Linked DNA regions of Mus musculus: regions 2 and 3 are each linked to region 1. Evidence: chromatin loops called from intact Hi-C (ENCODE). Cell type or tissue: left cerebral cortex. All regions are shown on one strand. Each heading gives the region's core, and the rest is flanking DNA. Links, peaks and the distances in the headings are about the cores only.

What was found. Hi-C counts contacts between places; a loop is a spot of excess contacts. Peaks named below come from ENCODE experiments on the same cell type or tissue, not always from the same donor. Only the 100,000 strongest peaks of a DNase experiment are listed, where the experiment ranks them.
Region 2: it touches region 1 in a loop (3.0-fold over the local background); 17 of 42 quality-filtered maps call a loop at or near these places.
Region 3: a loop joins it to region 1, with 2.0 times the contacts of the local background. A loop is called at or near these places in 2 of 42 quality-filtered maps.

What each region holds. Positions count from the first base shown.
Region 1 is chr19:41,318,324-41,324,187 of GRCm38, forward strand. Pik3ap1 (phosphoinositide-3-kinase adaptor protein 1) reads right to left here. Exons shown (of 17, transcript NM_031376.4): 8 at 3,179-3,368. Among named protein-coding and RNA genes, the nearest start is that of Gm52406, 38 kb to the left of the region's middle. In left cerebral cortex, for the core only: no CTCF peak of the experiment used is centred there; a DNase peak (open chromatin) is centred at 3,059.
Region 2 is chr19:41,761,578-41,767,441 of GRCm38, forward strand. Arhgap19 (Rho GTPase activating protein 19) reads right to left here. Exons shown (of 12, transcript NM_027667.3): 12 at 5,011-5,864. Among named protein-coding and RNA genes, the nearest start is that of Gm19424, 18 kb to the left of the region's middle. In left cerebral cortex, for the core only: CTCF peaks have their summits at 2,499 (motif pointing left) and 3,605; a DNase peak (open chromatin) is centred at 2,488.
Region 3 is chr19:41,578,458-41,584,321 of GRCm38, forward strand. It overlaps Lcor (ligand dependent nuclear receptor corepressor), which reads left to right. Exons shown (of 8, transcript NM_001370767.1): 8 at 3,321-5,864. Among named protein-coding and RNA genes, the nearest start is that of Mir8091, 7.3 kb to the right of the region's middle. In left cerebral cortex, for the core only: a CTCF peak has its summit at 2,861 (motif pointing right); no DNase peak of the experiment used is centred there.

The sequences.
Region 1 (5,864 bases), core at 293-5,292:
GGGCAGCAAACACAACCCCAGAAGGACAGGTTAGGGGGTCCTTTACCCTACTGTGGTGGCAGACAGACTTTCCTCTAGGACCTGAAGACTCAGATTCCTGAGCCAGTTTTCTCCTGATAGACTTAGGGATGTCACTAACTCTTGGACCATGTAGTTTACTCCCTGTAAAGCAGAGGCTCGTGTGGTTTGGTTCTGTGGTTGCTGGGTTCGACCTGGGGAATAATCCCTTCTCTGCTGGTCCAGAAGGATGGCCAGGTAAGACCGAACAGATAAGAGCAGCCATCCCACTTCTGGGGAAGGCAAATGTGTGGGCATCACCATGTTAGCGCAGCATCTGAGATGGGTCTGCTTGCCCTCTGTCCTGCTTCTTCTAGAACGAAACTGTCATCTCACCCGGGCAGTCACTGTGGGTGAAATGAGTGAATCTTCCCAGGCCCGAGTGGCTGCATCTTCTGAACCAGCAGGGAAGAGATCAAGGGAGGAGATCATTCCTGGGTTAGACCCAGTAACCACAGACACAGAAACAACCCAGAGCACGCCAACTGTCAGAAACTTCAGAGATTATATGATCTGGCAAACTAAAACTGTCATCACTTCATTCTCTACCCAAACAGTAGCTGTGCCCTACAACCTACAGCCTGCCTCTTTCCCGGTAACCTCCGTGGGTCTGTGACATCCAGACCCTCCTGACCCTGAGCGACTTTACAGGTTGCCTTCCAGTCACAACGAGTCTGGTCCCATAGCATCCCCTGAAGCACTAGTGAGCATGGGAGCCCTTTGGGAGGCCTGCAATACGATGGGGAAAATTCATATTTTGGAGGAGGGGGAACAGCATGCATGAAGACTGTCAACAGACACTGTCAGTAAGCAAGGAATTCATTGTTCAACAGCCCCCAGGCTAGGGAATGGGCCAGGAAGCAGGTCTGCTTTCTGGATTCCTAAAGGGTCCTGCCCGAAGTTTTCTGCATGAGTCCCTGTGCTAAAGTGGAAAAAGTCAGGTCTTTGTCCACTGTGACTCCAACACCCAGGGAGAGAATCAAGTAGCTGCAACAGAAATGTCCTTGGAAATACATGCTAGCTATGAAGGTAGATGAGCAGGGGTGTGTGTGTGTGTGTGTGTGTGTGTGTGTGTGTGTGTGTGTGTGTGTTCATGTCAGCAGCTGGGTTTCTTTGTTTGGGGATCTTCTTGTTTAGGATCTGAGACAAGGTCTGCTGGTAATCCAGGCTAGTCTTTTTGTTTGGTTGGTTGGTTTTTTTGTTTTTGTTTTTTGTTTTTTTGAGACAGGGTTTCTCTGTATAGCCCTGGCTGTCCTGTGCACCACCACTGCCCGGCTTAATCCCCCTGCCTCAGCCCAAGTGTCGGAATTACAGGAATGAGTAGCCTTGAGCTGTTTTGTTAGCTAGCTCCTGGATCTGCACATGGGGAGAAAACAGCCTTAGAGGCCAAAAGGCTTGCTGGAGGGGACGGGAACTACAACGACGTCCCAAGTTAGAGACAAATTTGGCCTGAGTTAAATGGTATGGAATTTGTGCTCTATAGGTTGTTAGCTGTGGCATTTGGGGAAGTGAACCTCTCTTTAACAGCAGGTAGCAACAGCATCCGTGGGGTTGCCATGTGGATTCAGTGAGTAAAACAGTGTGATGGTGTGGATCATGCCTCCTTCCTCACAGATCCAGCAAGCCGGGGCTCATTTGTGAAGAGCTTCCAAGTGTGCTTCTTCCTCTCCCCAAGGGTGAAGGCAAGGGACCCCCAGTCAGCCTGCACCTCCTACTCTACAGACTCCTGGTGGGGCTGGCGGTTCCGTAAGCTCATGGGCAGGAGAAGCAGGCTCCTTTCCCTGGTAGGTCCTGAAAGGGGTGGGGGAGTACTCAGCTTAGCCATCCTGGAAATCCCGCATCCATAAAACTGACGGGTTGCCGCTTAGTTATCTTATCTTTCTTGAACCTATTAAGTGGACTCAGAGGGAAAGAGCGCTAAGTCCTGCGCAGTGTGTCAGAATGCTTAGTGCTTCGTTGTACACGACAGGAAATCCAATCTCATTTAGATCAACCTCTCTGAAGGGTGGCACCAGGCCCCCTACAGGGAGTTCTGAAGAGCTCCGAGGGTGGTTTGGATTGCCACTACAGTGGAGGAACACGGACTCTAACCAATTCTAAATTGTCAAGCTGAGGAGATGGCTTAGTTGGTAAGACACCGACCGTGAAAGTCCAAGGAGCTAGAGCCCACACAAAATCTAGTTGTGGTCTCCTGCATCTGTGGCCCTGTGAAAGGGAGGCAGAGACAGAAAGATTCCCCAGAGCTTGCTGATCAGACAGTCTACCAATCAGTGAGCCCACGGAGGTCAAAGTCAGACCCTTCAAAAGATGATGACCTCTGACCTCCACAGACACATGCACACAGGCACATACGCCTTCATATCCACTGCATGCACGCGCACACACACACACACACACACACACACACACACACACACACACGGGGTCGGGAGGACTAGATATGTCTTTTAAAGTACATTTTGTACATTGAATTTTCTAAGAATTCAACATTGTATAAGGTTGTGAAGAGAGTTTCATCATTTAAGAAACTCCAGGTGCCAAGGCCAACACTGTTCTAGGTAGTTGAGTCACCAAGACAACAGACACATGTCAGTCAACATGTAAGGCTATGACGTTGGTGGTGGCTCTGAGTGTAGTTGCCTGTACAGGGCTATTTCACATGTCTTCACATGAAGACATGCCTATTCACATGTCTTCACATGCAGACATGTGTAAGCATGTGAAGTCTCCACTTACTATACACTCAATTAAGGCAGTATAGGGAAGCCAGTGGGTTTCATGTGTGTTATACCATACATAAATCGTGTGTCAGATAATAAAGCATTGTGAAACATTGTCATAAAAGGGCCCACAGAGACTGGTAGGGCTGAGAGCTTGTTGACCACAGGCCATGCTGTCAAGACGAGAGGCTTCCAGGCAAGCAGTGGAGGAAGTTGGAAAAAGTCTCTCTTGCTATGACACACAGCTGCAGCCCTGATGCTGTTGCAACACAGGCTCTTCACTGGGTGTTTTCAGAGATAATCAGGGCCTTTTGGGGGCCTTTCCCCCTTTGGACTAGCATGAAAAAAAAAAGCCATTTCTCAGCAGCAGGACAAAAGCAGAACCAGGCAGAGCTACTTACAGAGGTCTTCTGTGGCTGCTGGGGCGAAGGCAGCCATGGACTCGTAGAGCTCATCGTCACAGCCAGGGTTGAGGGAGCACTTCATCAGCAGGTCTGTGGATAGGTGGGCCATGGACTCGTACACATCGTCCGCCTCCTCCCCTTGCATCAACTCCTCCTTAATGTGTGTCTTCAGCATGTCCACCGTCTCCTGCGAGAGAAGACGGACCCATTGCACACTGAGGAATCTGGCTAGCTGGGCAGACTCAAGTCCATAGTGGACTTGAAGTGGGCAAAGGGTGTGGTCACGGACCAGGGTTATAGTTGTTTGCAGGTATTAGCGGGTATTCTTCGCCTGGCAGAGCTCTAACCTTTGTTCCTTCCTCTAACGCTAAATACAGAGTTAAGCAGTTATATCCTGGTTAAATGTTCAGGGGTCTGGGAACGTAAATAAAAACTACACTTCATGAGTACCTAGTAAGAATCAGGCTCAGCACTGGGCACAAACCAGCACCCACCTCCTTCGGAAACCCCCCCTCTCCCTCTTTTAGACGTGGAAAAACAAAGCTCAGAAAATCTAGTCCTCCCTGCAGGGCTCACATTCTCAGTTTTGATCCTTATAACGGCCCGGTGGGCACTCAGTGAGAAACAAATGACACAGAGGGCCACACAGATGCACAGCCTATGCAAGTGCGCCTGCACTTGTGCAACCAAGTGTCCTGAGGGATGTCTTCACCCCTGCACCTTATGGAAGGTTTATCCAAGTGCCTGACAATTTCCAGGGCTTTCTTCCCCGGCTATCAGCATTCTAGATGTCCCCAAAGACAGGGACCTTACATAAAGGAATCTTGATGTCAGAAAGGCTAGCCCTGTCCCTCTGTCTCCAGATAGTATGAGGCTGTGGGCTGACTTCCCCACAACCTGTGAACAGCTTTTCCTGGCCCAACAGCTTAGTGTGTGTCATAATCCTTACCTCTGCCTCAAACCACAGACAGCTCCCTTCTCCTCATTAACTCCTGGCAGAGGCCACCTTTGGTTGGCACTATGTTAGTTTCCTGAATCCAGTAACAGTTTCTTATGTTTGGGATTCCAGGTTTAGCATTTGGCAAATAAATAAATAAAATGTGCACTACTTATAGGCCAGTGGTTCTCAACCTTCCTAATGCTGCAACCCTCTAACCTGGCTCCTCATGTTGTTGTGGCTCCCAACCATAAACTTATTTTTATTGCTACTTCATTACTGTAATTTTGCTTCTGTTATGATTCATAATATAAATACCTGTATTTTCCAATGGTCTTAGATGACCCCTGTAAAAGGATTGTTTGATTCCCCAGGGGTTGAGAACAACTATCATAGGCCATGAGCAACATGTAGGGACCACCTTTGGCAGCAAGGCTAAAGTGGTGTTGGTAGAAGGTGACTTAGCTAGAAGTCGAGAAGATATGAGAAGTATGATCCAGATTAAAGCTCAAGGCACTCTGAAAATAACACTTTAACCTCCCCTGATACTCAGAGCAGGATAACAAGCCCCAACTTTAGCAGCAAACTAGGTTCAAATCCCATCTCCACCTTGGCACAATCACCTTGGCTTTCTATGTACTTTTCCTCAATTATAAGATGAAGGTCTTGGCCCCTTCAACTTCAAAGAAGTGTGGTGAAAAATTAAGTGGCACGGGGCATTTGCTGATCAACTGAGCTCAAGAACTTAGTCACTACTCCAAACACAGAGTGGCCTTACTGAAAACGACTAACCCAAAAATGGTATGCTGTGTTTAGCACATGTGTGATTTCAAACTAATGCCAAGTAAAACCTCTTGAGAGTGTGAGTGCCTTTGAGCCCATGTATGCCAATGAGGACCCAAACAAGGTTTTAAACTATTCTGAGTGTTTGAAATACCTACATGTCCTTCAAAGCAATGGGGCCCCTCTTCACCCCTTGGCTTCGCCACCTTATGAATCATCTGTCACAGAGCAGAGTGAAGTTTCTGATGATGTGTCAGGCTCACTCCTGTCTGGAGGTAGTCTGTCTTATACTGGGGGCGGGGGGAGTCTCAGCAGGATGAGCTAGTCTCAGGTGCTCTTGAGGAGCAGCTGAAGGGGGTGGAGTCCAGAACAGCTTCCTCCAAGACAATAGACACAATCCTGGGCATGTGATAAGACAGAGCAACTCCGAACACCGGTGAGCAAGAACGACCTGTCAAGAAAGCTGGGTGCATCCACCTGCCTTAAGTTCAAATCCAAGCAGAGGTTCAGAAAGAGACAGAATCCACCAGAGAGTGAGATCTCAAAGGTACCTTGATACCTCCTCTGAGTAGTACTGTATTATGGCCTTAGCTATTAAAGAATCAATTCTCCCACAGTTTACCTGGGCCCAAAGGTGGGCAAGGCAGCTAGGGACACACTACCAAGGAGCCCTGGAGGTAGTAGAGACAGTCCATCAGCCTTGAGCAGACACACTCTGTGCAAGTTCCTGTCAGTATTTTGGAAATGGCCTCAGCACTTTGCATGTGTTGGTTCCTTTTGTTCTAAAAACAACTCTGTGAACAAACCTCTTAGGATTTTTTTTCCCCTTTTTGCATATTAAGAAATGGGAGAAAGAGACTAGAAAGATCCCTCAGTGGGGATCTTTGCTTCTCTTGCAGAGGACCAAGGTCCTGTTCCTAGCATCTACAGGGCAATCCACAACAATCAGTAACTCCAGTTCTA
Region 2 (5,864 bases), core at 377-5,376, 440 kb after region 1:
ATATTCAGTACCAAACAACTTCTTGTACTTTCTGTTTGCCTTTGTCAAGCAAGCTCCCTTCTTGGCCGAAGATCCCCAAACATAAAGAGCAGCACCAGCTCGGCCCCTGGTGGCCAGACTGTGACATCACTTCCTGGGGACAACCGCTGGAGGTTGTAAAACTCTCAGCCGCCAGCATGTGGAAGACTCCATCCTTACCTACCAGAGGCCTCTCCGGCTCTCTTACGGTGTACGGTTTCTTCAGGGAGAGGAGGCCCTTCTGCTGCTGAAAGCCCATCCCCAGCTCCGCTGTGGCCAGCTGCCCGTCTTGTTACCTTCTGCACTTCTCTGGAAATGCTAAGCAGAGCCCACCAGCGCTAAGCTCTCTCTCCTAACTGTGCAGGGCAGTCTGTCCTAGCCCAGAGGCAGCACAGGCCTAACAGTGCAGTGTCAACCGTGTGTCCCCATAGACACCTTCCCCATCAGGATGAGACCCACGAGACAGCAGAGCCGCAATCAACCCCAAGAAGGAGATAGTAACTTAACGGTAAGGGGAGCCCCCCTGAATCCAGCCTTCGGTTTCTGTGGTTGGAACAGCGAGGCCTCCAGTCCAGGCTGCATCCTGTAAAACAAAGCTCTGATTTTCCTGGCCAACCAGTACTACTACTTCAGCTCACGGCTCCTTCAAAGCTGCTTCTAGGATAGGGGCAAATGGTCAAACTAGTAAATTTTCACAAGCACCGGATCTACTGCTGACTGTGGGTGACTCTTAAGATGAGATCCCTGGTCAGAAACATGCTGTGTGGAACAGCATGCTGGTGACACACCCTGCGTACCTTGTGCACACAGATGGGCTGGCAGAGGTGTTTCAGAAGGAATGGCCAATAAGCACCTCTCACTAGGACATAACATGCTCCCTCCATGGTGGAAGAGGTCCCGTGTGACCGACTAGCCAGCAGGCGGCGGCTGAGTGGTCACCCTCCCCAGAATATCTGCATTTCCTTCCCTCCCCCACTCACTCAGCGCCAAGGCTGAGCTACTAGCCTCCACCCTTAGGCCGATCACCAGCGCTCCTGTGACAGAAAGAACTCTGCCTCTCGGGGACATCTCCTCATTCTTTTTTTTTTTTTTAAAGATTTATTTATTTATTATATGTAAGTACACTGTAGCTGTCTTCAGACACTCCAGAAGAGGGCATCAGATTTCGTTACAGATGGTTGTGAGCCACCATGTGGTTGCTGGGATTTGAACTCGGGACCTTTGGAAGAGCAGTTGGCGCTCTTAACCACTGCATCTCCTCATTCTTGTTACAGAATGGAGACACGAGGGTGGCAGAGGCCAGCAAGGACTCACAATAGGATGGAAGGACTGGCCTTCAGTGTAGGCTGACAGTGTAACAAGGAAGGCTTTCTTAAGTTTCCAGCTAACAGCTGAGGCTCCTTCATATCACCGCAGGCCTTTATTTCCTTAATTGAAGAAAATGGTCCTCACAAGAAACACTTGTCACTTGCTAAGTCCTAAAAAGTTATTAGTTATGGTCCAGCAAGATGGCTCAGCAGGTCAAGGTGCTTGCTGCCAAGGCTGACGACCTATAGTCACTCCCCATTCACAGGGTAGAAGGAGAGAATTGACTTCACCAGGCTGTCCTCTGGACATCCACATACATGTCAAGGTGTGTGTGCATGCATACGCACGAGCACACACGCATGTGCGTACACACACACACACATAAAGAAATGTAATTTGAAAACTGGTAGTTACTACATACAAGATATCAGGTTTCATTGTGACATTTACACACATACATATCTTTATACTGTTTATGCTCGCCCGCCCTCACCCCCTCCCTCACTCCCCACCCCCCCATCAGTGACCTCAGTTGGTCCCTTTGCTCCTCTAAAACCACTCCCCTTCTGTTCGCTACTATTACATCTTAGTGCCTAAGCTTTAAATGTGCACATTAACTTGTTGTTAAAGATGTATTTATCATACATAAGTACACTGCAGCTGACTTCAGACACATCAGATCCTATCACAGATGGTTGTGAGTCACCATGTGGTTGCTGGGAATTGAACTCAGGACCTTCGTAAGAGCAGTCAGTGCTCTTACTCACTGAGCCATCTCACCAGCCCAACTTGTTGCCTTTTAACAGAGTGTCCTCTACATGGGCATTAGCCTGTAGGACAGGAGGAAACAGGTGTGTTATTCTAGACTAAGGAGTGTTTATCTGTGTGTGTGTGTGTGTGTGTGTGTGTGTGTGTGAGAGAGAGAGAGAGAGAGAGAGAGAGAAAGAGAGAGAGAGAGAGAGAGGACAATTTTTAGGACTGAGTCCCCTCCTTCCACCTGGTATGACAACTCATCTGGTCTAGGCAGAATTTTTAATTGTGTGGGATATATCCAACTCGGTTCACTTCTGTCTAAAATAAGCCAAAGACAGGACGATTTCAGGGCTTCCTCCACCCTTTCTACAGCTTACTGTCTAATGCGTTGAGTGAAAGGTCGCTTCCGCCACCTAGTGGCCAAAATGGTGATTACAGACACACTGGACCACTTTATGCCTGAAGGCTACATGTAGTTAGTCCGTTGAGTAAACACTAGAAATTAAATATGGGCTTTCTGACTTGAGATATAATGTCTGTGAAGATGTATGCTATATCTTGAAGACTCGGTGTGGAAAAAAAGTTAAAATATCCCACACTTTTTTCTGCTGACTTTTGACAATGGGAGGTGGAGGAAGTATGGGGGCCATAAGCGAGGAAGGGAAGGAGGGAAGGAGGAAGGGAGGGAGGGAGGCAGCTGAACGAGACCTCTAACCTCTTCCTTCCATGAGTCAGGTCACATGACACACACAGAGCATCCATAGACTGGAAGCACTCTGAAAGCCCATCAGGATCTCTCTAGCTTACTGTGTACACAGAGGCTGGACACCGGCACCCTGCTCGAACAAGATCCACTCTCCCCCCCCCTTGAGACAGGGCTCTCCCGAAGCCTGGAACACACCAGCAAGATCCACCTGTTGGCCCATCCTGCCTCAGCACTGTGATTACAGGTCCCCAAGTCCACAGTGGCTTTGACATGGGAGCAGGGGACCTGAACTCAGTGTCTGATGCTTGCTCAGTAAGCATGCTTGCCCACCGGCCCTCTCCCCCACCCACCCCCACTTCCATCTGCTCCTCTGATACTTACATTTACGGTGATTACATTTGTGACTCCTTTTTTAACATTAGATATCATGTTTGTAATATATGCAGTTATGTTCCATGGATGTTTCAGACAAGAGACTGCATACTACAGTGGTCCCAGAGTGTCCCAGAGCTGAAACTGCCACGGACTAGGGAAGTCATAACTGTTAGCCACCCAGTGGTATGTTATGAAATCACTGATGATTCTGGAGGAAAACAATCTACTTTGCCACAAGCCTTATGAAAGGGTAACCCACAACAACTATGAACAGTACACACATTCATTATGAGGGACTGCTCAGCACGCCATACTTTTTATCATTATTTTTTTAAAAGATTTATTTATTATATGTAAGTACACTATAGCTGTCTTCAGACACCCCAGAAGAGGGCATCAGATTTCATTACATGTGGTTGTGAGCCACCATGTGGTTGCTATTTGAACTCATGACCTTCAGAAGAGCAGCCGACGCTCTTAACCGCTGAGCCATCTCTCCAGCCTTTCTTATCATTATTTTAGGGACGAGGACTCTACTATTAAAACAAAACAAAAACCTTTCTGTAAAGCAGCATGGCCCACCATGCCAGGAGCATCCTCATACTCGATTTCCTGTGTCTCCTGGGGCCACATATGTCAGTACACTCTATGATGGCACACAACAGCAAAACTGTATAATGGTGCACTGCTCAGAATGAATTCTTATTTTGGTTTTAGTTTGTTTGGCCTTGTTTTGTTTGTTTGTTTGTTTGTTTTGTTTTGTTTTTTTCTGATACGGGGTTTCTCTGTGTAGCCTTGGCTGTCCTGGAACTACCTCTGTACACCAGACTGGCCTCGAACTCACAAAGATTAGTCAGCCTCTGCCTCCCCACCACCCAGCTCTTAGAATGTATTCTTGTCAATAAACAATGCACACCTATTTCATATTACACTTTTATCTCAGGCTATTTCTGCCCCCTCTGAGCCACTGCCATAGATTCTGATCATAAAATGTGATAACGTCAACTGTCTCGAGGACAGATGTGTCCAGAGTGCCCCAGCTGTGCCCATGTGGATACCTGAAGTCTTCCAAGTTCCTCTGCACTAGCTCTTTCAGCACACTGGCCCTGGACTCGTCACTCACTAGCTCTTTCAGCACACTCCTCTGGCCTATGATGGCTTCCTTTCTTTCTCTTCTGCCCACAGATTTGGTTTGACTGAATTCATTGTTCCTTAATATCAAGCCACAAAGCATAAAAACAACCTAAAAGGGAGTTGGGTGTCCTTTGTAAAACAGAGCCTGTTGGGGGCACATAGCCCAAGAGCTACTTCCACTCAATATGGAATAACTCAGAGCAAGTCAGCAACTTAGACAACCTGCACTCCTCAAGGAGTGGGGCCACCTACCCTGGGGCTCAAAGCTGTTGTTTTAGTTGTGGTTGTTTTGGTTTTTGAGACAAGATCTCTCTAAACAGCCCTAGCCTCCCTGGAACTCCATATGTATAGAGCAGGCTGGCCTTGAACTCACATAGATCCACTGCCTCTGCTTCCCAAGTGCTAAGATTAAAGATGTTATGCTACCATGCCCAGCCTCGGCCTTGTTTTGTTTTGAAAGAATCTTGTTTATGTCTAGGCTGGCCTCAACTCGTCCCTAGTATTCTGCCTCCCACGTACTAGGATTAGAGATGTGTGCTACCTCATCTAAGTAAATTTCCATCAGCCAAAGCCTCACTCATCCTGAACCCACCCACATCCCCTCCCTCCATTAGAAAACCCAGGACGAGCCCTTTGTAGAGTATCAAGTTCCTTAGGACAGGAAGCTACCTCTCTTCAAAGCAACGTGAGCCAAGAGACCAGTCAGAACCCACAGATATGAAACAGAAAAAATTTAATTCAGAATATTACATGAATATAAAAGACAATATATATGATTGTTTCTTTACAATTACATATATATATGCAAAATAATAAAAAATAACAAATAGGTACAACCTTCTCCTAAGAAACCTTTTGGGGGTCGAGTGAGCAAGCAAATGAGCGAGCGAGCACACAGAGCGTGCACAGGCACGCCTTGCTGAAAGGCCTTGGGTGAGAGCACTCCTTCTCTATAGCCTCTGGACCAAGCATGTCAGGGGCATGCTCAAAAGCTCTTCAGCATGGGCTGTGGCCTCAGGAACTCCAGTTTCCATGGTGACAAAGCACTCAGGTTATTATTTATCCTCCATCTCCTCACTGCCCTACCTCCACACAGCTTTCAGCACTGGCTGCCTAGTAAAGCCAGCTTTTTGACAGGGAGTCTGACATCAGGCTACCAGGACTAAGGTCACTCAAAACCTTCATCTTAGGAAGCCAGATTCTCTGCAAACTCTGGGACAGTCCTGCTGGTTTAGATCTGGACCCTCACTTCAGTCTGAAGACTTTAGAGTGTAGGAGAGCAGGGATGATGCTGTCTCCAGAGGAAAGGATGTCACAGAAAAGAGACCTCAGCACACAACCTGCCAGTCAGCATCCTGTGCTGCCTCATCCCCCAGGGTGTTTCCTCATCACTCCTGACTGACTCTGGGAGGACCTTCAGAGTATAGCACATGCTGTGTGGAGGGACCACTGTGGGTTCCCTCAGGCCCCATCAGCTGTGCTTCTAGAATGTTCCAGCACTTGGTTCTAACCAATACTGTCTCCCACCTGTGCCCTACACAGTGCATGTGACATGGGGAATGGGGGGACA
Region 3 (5,864 bases), core at 447-5,446, 260 kb after region 1:
GGTTAACTCTAAACATTAAATAGCTGAATGGTAAGAAATTAAAATCATCTAAATTAGATTTCTCTTTAAAACCTTTGGGGGGGTGGTAAGTAGTAATTTGGAGTCACAGCCAAAAGTAGCTTTATGGCTGTAGTTGTAAAGTTAGCTATTTAATGATAGCTGGGCAAAGGTTAGTGTTAATGTGCAGTCTCTCAGCCCCAAGGTCACTACTTACTGCCAGGTTTCTGCCTATGGATCCAAATTGCCTACAAAACAGGTCACATTCGGAGCTTTGAAACATCTACTAAGAACACATCATTTGCCATCTCCAGCAGCTACTGTCTTCCATCTTCTGTGTCCTGATGGGGGTAAATACTGATTCTCAGAGAAATAAAGGCCAAGTGGAGAGAGAGACGCGTGTTAAGTGATGGTATGATTCTGTAAAGAATTACACACCAAAATATTTTCAGAAATTCAGGGGCTGACAGGATGGTCAGTGTATCTAAGTGTTTGCCACCAAGCCTGACGGCCTGAGCTTAATCCCGGAGACCCACATGCTCACAAAATCTGACCTCTGACTTCTCCCTGTATGCTGTGGCACATGTGCACATGAGATATATATACATGATATAAACGTAATTAAAAGTCTAAGCCGGGCAGTGGTGGTGCACGCCTTTAATCCCAGCACTTGGGAGGCAGAGGCAGGTGGATTTCTGAGTTCGAGGCCAGCCTGGTCTACAGAGTGAGTTCCAGGATAGCCAGGACTATACAGAGAAACCCTGTCTCAAAAAACAAAACAAACAAACAACCCCCCCCAAAAAAGTTAAGCTGCCTGTGAGGGCACACACCTGTAATCTTAACACTGGGACAACGGAAGCTGGAGAAGGAGTAGAGCTCAAGGTTAGTCTCAGCTAGACAGAAAGTTTCAGGTCGCACTGAGAAGCAAGCAAGAACCTTGACTGCTTTTGCCAAGCACATCAGAGGCAGAGGCAGAGGCAGCCTTGCCAGTTGAGGCATTGACTGAGCCAGCTGGAGCAGTGCCACAAAGCTCACCCTGGTGGTGTGGGTGAGGGAGAGCTGGTGAGCTGACCAACACGGCTGCCACCCAGGCCCAGATTCAGGGCTTTGAGTTGGCCCACCCTAGGAACTACTGGAGCATGTGAAGGGGTCAGCCTTGCAGATCCAAAGCTGCAGGATCTCCATGACACAGTCAACAGGGTACCCGAGAGGAGCCATAGTGAGGATAGAGTATCCATAGAATAGCAGAAGACAGAGGTCTTGAACCAGACCAATGACTCACTGCAGTGAGCATTTGCAAGTAAAGATGTGTGGACAGAAGGGTTTACCGTAGGATATACTATGACTCACTGCAGCTTCTGCAATGAGGTGGTTGTTGTTGTTTTTTTCTTGGGAAAGGGGAGGTTGCAAGGATAGATGGTAGATACAAAGAGACAGGGAGATGAGTGGGACTGGGGTTGCATGGTGTGAAATTCACAAAGAATAAAAAGTTTCTTTTTAAAAAGGCAGACAGAAGCCAAAACTATTTGAACCCTGCTTTTGTGCAGACTCTCAGCATACTGCCATTCAGTCCCAGTGTGCAGGTGCAGCTAAGGTTCTGAGGGACTGTACTGTCAGAGTAGGGGTCCAGTCAGATGTCTCCTTTGCAGCTCCCATGTCCTTTACTGTAACTCTGCCACCAGTGGGAGGTGGAAAGGCAGGTGACACAGGCTGTCTGTGGTAAACCTTTCTATAAAGACATGTCCTGGCCATGAGGTCAGAGTCAAAGATGGAAGAGTAAGCCAGAAGACGTATCAATACATGTTCAACACACATGAAGCTACCGTCTGTGTTCTGTCGTGTTTCACATGCCATCAAATAATAGTCTCCTAAAGGTCCATAAGCCAGAGGGGCTGAGAAGAGTGTGTGTGTGAGATGTTGTCTCAGAATCTGGGCTCTTTTCCATGTCGGTAAAAGTTGTGCATCCAAAAGCCCAAAGCCACCGTGAGACCCCTGGCCATCCCCGCAGGCCATGTTTGTGCCCTGTCTTGAACCTAGTGTTGGCCTCTCCCTCCCTCTTAGCTTCCCAGTGTGGATTTAGCTTTCATGCAGAGCAGCTGGTGAGACTGAAATGTTTCCTGGTGATATTCTCGGATATTCTCGGGGAGCTCGGTGGTGGGCTACTGTGGGGATGCTTCTGCCTTGCATGGGTCAAAGCTGATAGCCCCTCCACTGTGAAATTTCTTTCTCTTTGTGTCCTGTTCTGGAGCACTGTTGGTGGCTCTCCAGCCAATTGTTCTTTCTGAGAAATTGTCTTAAAAGCCATTGAGTTCTCAAAGTACTTTTAAGCTGATGTCTGTAATGTCTGGAGCGTAGTATGTCTGAATGTTTGCCGTGTTCTAAACTAAAGCTAGTGGTTATTTTAGCACCACTGCCTAGGCCTAAACTGAAGGGCAGGTTGAGCAGCCCTTATCCAAAATACTCGGGAGAAGACATGGTTTGAATTTTGGCTTTCTTCAGATTTTGGGATGTCTGCATATATTTAATGATTTAACGATGCAGGAGTGAGGCCCAGGTCTAATGTCAGAGTTCACTTACAGTCCAGGCCCACTGCGTCCATACGGCCTAAGAGGAGTCTTACACGGAGTCTTCAGTAGTCTTGCACTTAACACTGGCATGGTGTGTAATTTCCCACTTGTGCCACCATGAAAGGGTTAACATTTTGGAGCGTTACAGATTTTTGGATAAGGATTGCTCTGTGTTGACCATACAGAGTTAATAATGTGGCGAAATGTTATTTTCAATGTTTCTTTTAAGATAACTAGTTCTGAAATTATATATATATATTTTAAAGTTTTATTTATTATTATACATAAGTACATTGTAGCTGTCTTCAGATGCACCAGAAGAGGGCATCAGATCTCATTAGGGATGGTTGTGAGCCACCATGTGGTTGCTGGGATTTTAACTCAGGACCTTCGGAAGAGCAGTCGGTGCTCTTAACCATTGAGCCATCTCTCCAGCCCCTATTTCTGAAAATTTTAAGTGTAGAAAGTATGAAGTAGGGTTTGGAATGTGGCTCAGTGGTAGCATACCTTCCTAGCACCATAAACATAAAAACATATGAGAGATACTAAGTTTTTGAGACTATGATGGGCCGGCTTTGCAATCTAATTACATGTTCTTTGTTGAACTAAAGCAGACAGCAGACTTGAAAGTAAATAACAGTTTCCACCAGAATGCCCTCCTTTACAATATAAATAGCATCTGATACTGTTCATACTATACAGACGGTTCTTTGGAAATGCACACACTAATTTCTTCCTTTTTCTGTTTTCGCCTAGAGAGGAGTCAGCAGAGGCACCCGTAGCTGATCCTAACCGTCAATCAAAGTCTCCACTGGAGAAGTTTATGGTCAAGTTGTGCAATCATCATCAGAAGCAATTCATCCGCGTCCTGAGTGACCTGTACACCGAGTCCCAGCCAGGTTCTGAGGCCCTGCAGCCTCTGGATTCCACCGTGATGGACGTCTCCGCTTGCGATTCGGGCTGTGCCCAGCTGAGCGGCAGAGAGAATGAAAAGGATGATTGTCTCGAGGAGAGTTCTCCTGCCTCTGTAAAGTTGTTCTTAGACTCATCCGGTTCTCCTAGCTCCCTGAATGTGACTGAAGAAACCATGAAGGAACCACCTCCTGAGACAGACTCTGTAGATGGGAGAGACAGTGCCGCGAGCTCGAGCGCTGTCCAGAAAGGTTCCTCTGAACCTCCAGACGCTCAGCATAACCCCACAGGTTCTGCAGACAGTTCCACCATGGGATGCCTCGGTACACTGGACGCTTTCTCTTCTAACTCTCCCCACAGTGCTAAAAGCTTAGAGGGGCAAACCACTGGCCAGGAGCAAGACACAGACATGAAACCCTGTGAGGATGCTGAAGACAGTGCCCCAGCGCCAGTCCAAAGTCTGGCTGCAGTGGAAGAGGTGGCTGAGAATACTGAAGAGGGTGGTAGCTGTATTGTGTCTCAAAGAAACTCATTCAAAGCTTTATCAGAAGAGACGTGGGACTCAGGGTTTATGGGAAACTCATCTAGTACTGCAGACAAAGAGAATGCTTTACAGTCTAGCTCAAAATCATCCTTCCACCAGGATTTAGAGACAGATGAGCAAGATGCAAGGCCAAAGCAAGAGAACCATCTTCATTCATTAGGTAGAAACAAGGTAGGTTTCCAGACATATCCCAGAGACAAGGGCCATTTTGATCATTCCAGAGGTGGTTGGTTAGCTCCCAGCCCCACGCCAACTGTACACAGAGCATCCAATGGTCACTCACAAACCAAGATGATGTCAGCCTCCATCAAGACTGCTCGGAAAAGTAAGAGGGCATCAGGGTTGAGGATAAACGATTATGACAACCAGTGTGATGTTGTTTATATCAGCCAACCAATAACAGAATGCCACTTTGAGAATCAAAGATCCATACTGTCTTCTCGGAAAACAGCCCGAAAGAGTACCCGGGGATATTTCTTCAATGGTGACTGCTGTGAGCTGCCAACTGTTCGCACACTGGCCAGAAATTTATGCTCCCAAGACAAAGGAAGCTGCTCACAAGTAGCATCAGAGGCAGTGATGACTCCCAAGCAGACTCTTACAGTTCCCACCTCAAAGCACACAGTAGGTGTGCAGCTTCCCACAGTAGGTGCACAACTTCCTACAACAGATGTACAGCCTCCCACAGCAGGTACACAACTTCCTACAGCAGATGTGCAGTCCCCCACAGTAGGTGCACAACTTCCTACAGCAGATGTGCAGTCCCCCACAGTAGGTGCACAACTTCCTACAGCAGATGTGCAGCCTCCCACAGTAGATGTACAACTTCCTACAGCAGATGTGCAGCCTCCCACAGGAGGTGTACAACTTCCTACAGCAGATGTGCAGCCTCCCACAGTAGGTGCACAACTTCCTAGAGTAGATGTCCAGCTTTCCTCAGTAGGTACACAACTTCCTACAGCAGATGTGCAGCCTCCCACAGTAGGTGCACAACTTCCTGCAGCGGATGTACAACTTCCCACAGTGGATGTGCAGATTTCCACAGTTGATACGCAGCTTTCCACAGTAGGTGAGCAGCCTCTAGAAGATATCTGTGACGATCCTAGGAAAGAGAGAACCTCCCTTGAGGGAGGGGACGAAGACACATCCTCAGCGAAAAAGCATCAGGAGGCAGAGGTTTGCCTCAGCTTGAGGGAACAGGATCCTAGTAGCTCCCCTAGGCCGGGAGAGACCACAACCTCTAGCCCAGCATGCCTCCTGCCTACTCTCCTCCCTAATGACAATATGTCTGAGGTGCCAGAAGGCAGCATTGTGGTCTCACCTCCCACAGAAAGTGTACTGTCTTTCCAGGAGCAAGACCAGCCACCAGCCTCTCAGCTAGGTCCAGAGGAAATGCAGGCACAGGAGTGCCACTTGGTTCCGACAGCTGGAAGCACCCCCTTTACCTCCCGAGAGGACAGTGAAGACCTCCTCTGTAGACCTCAGTCTTCTCCTAAAACATCCATCAGAGAGGAGAGCTCTCCATGCTCGGAAGATGAAGGTTCCACTGTGGCTTTAGATCCCCCCCTGGGCCTAGAACTGTCTGAACATGACCAAAGCACCAGCACTGAGGCGGAGACCAGAGACATCCCCGGGGAGACACTGTTGCTAGATGACTCCCTGCCCCTCCTGGAGAGCAGCATTGTCACTGATGAGAACCCAAGCGAGATGGAAGAAGGTGAGGCCACAAGTGGAACAGGACACCTGGAGGCGCATGACAATGATACAAAATACTCAGCAGAAAATGATCCCAGTGAGCCAAACTCCGACTCACCTGAAGAGAATGTGGATAAGAAGAAAAAGGC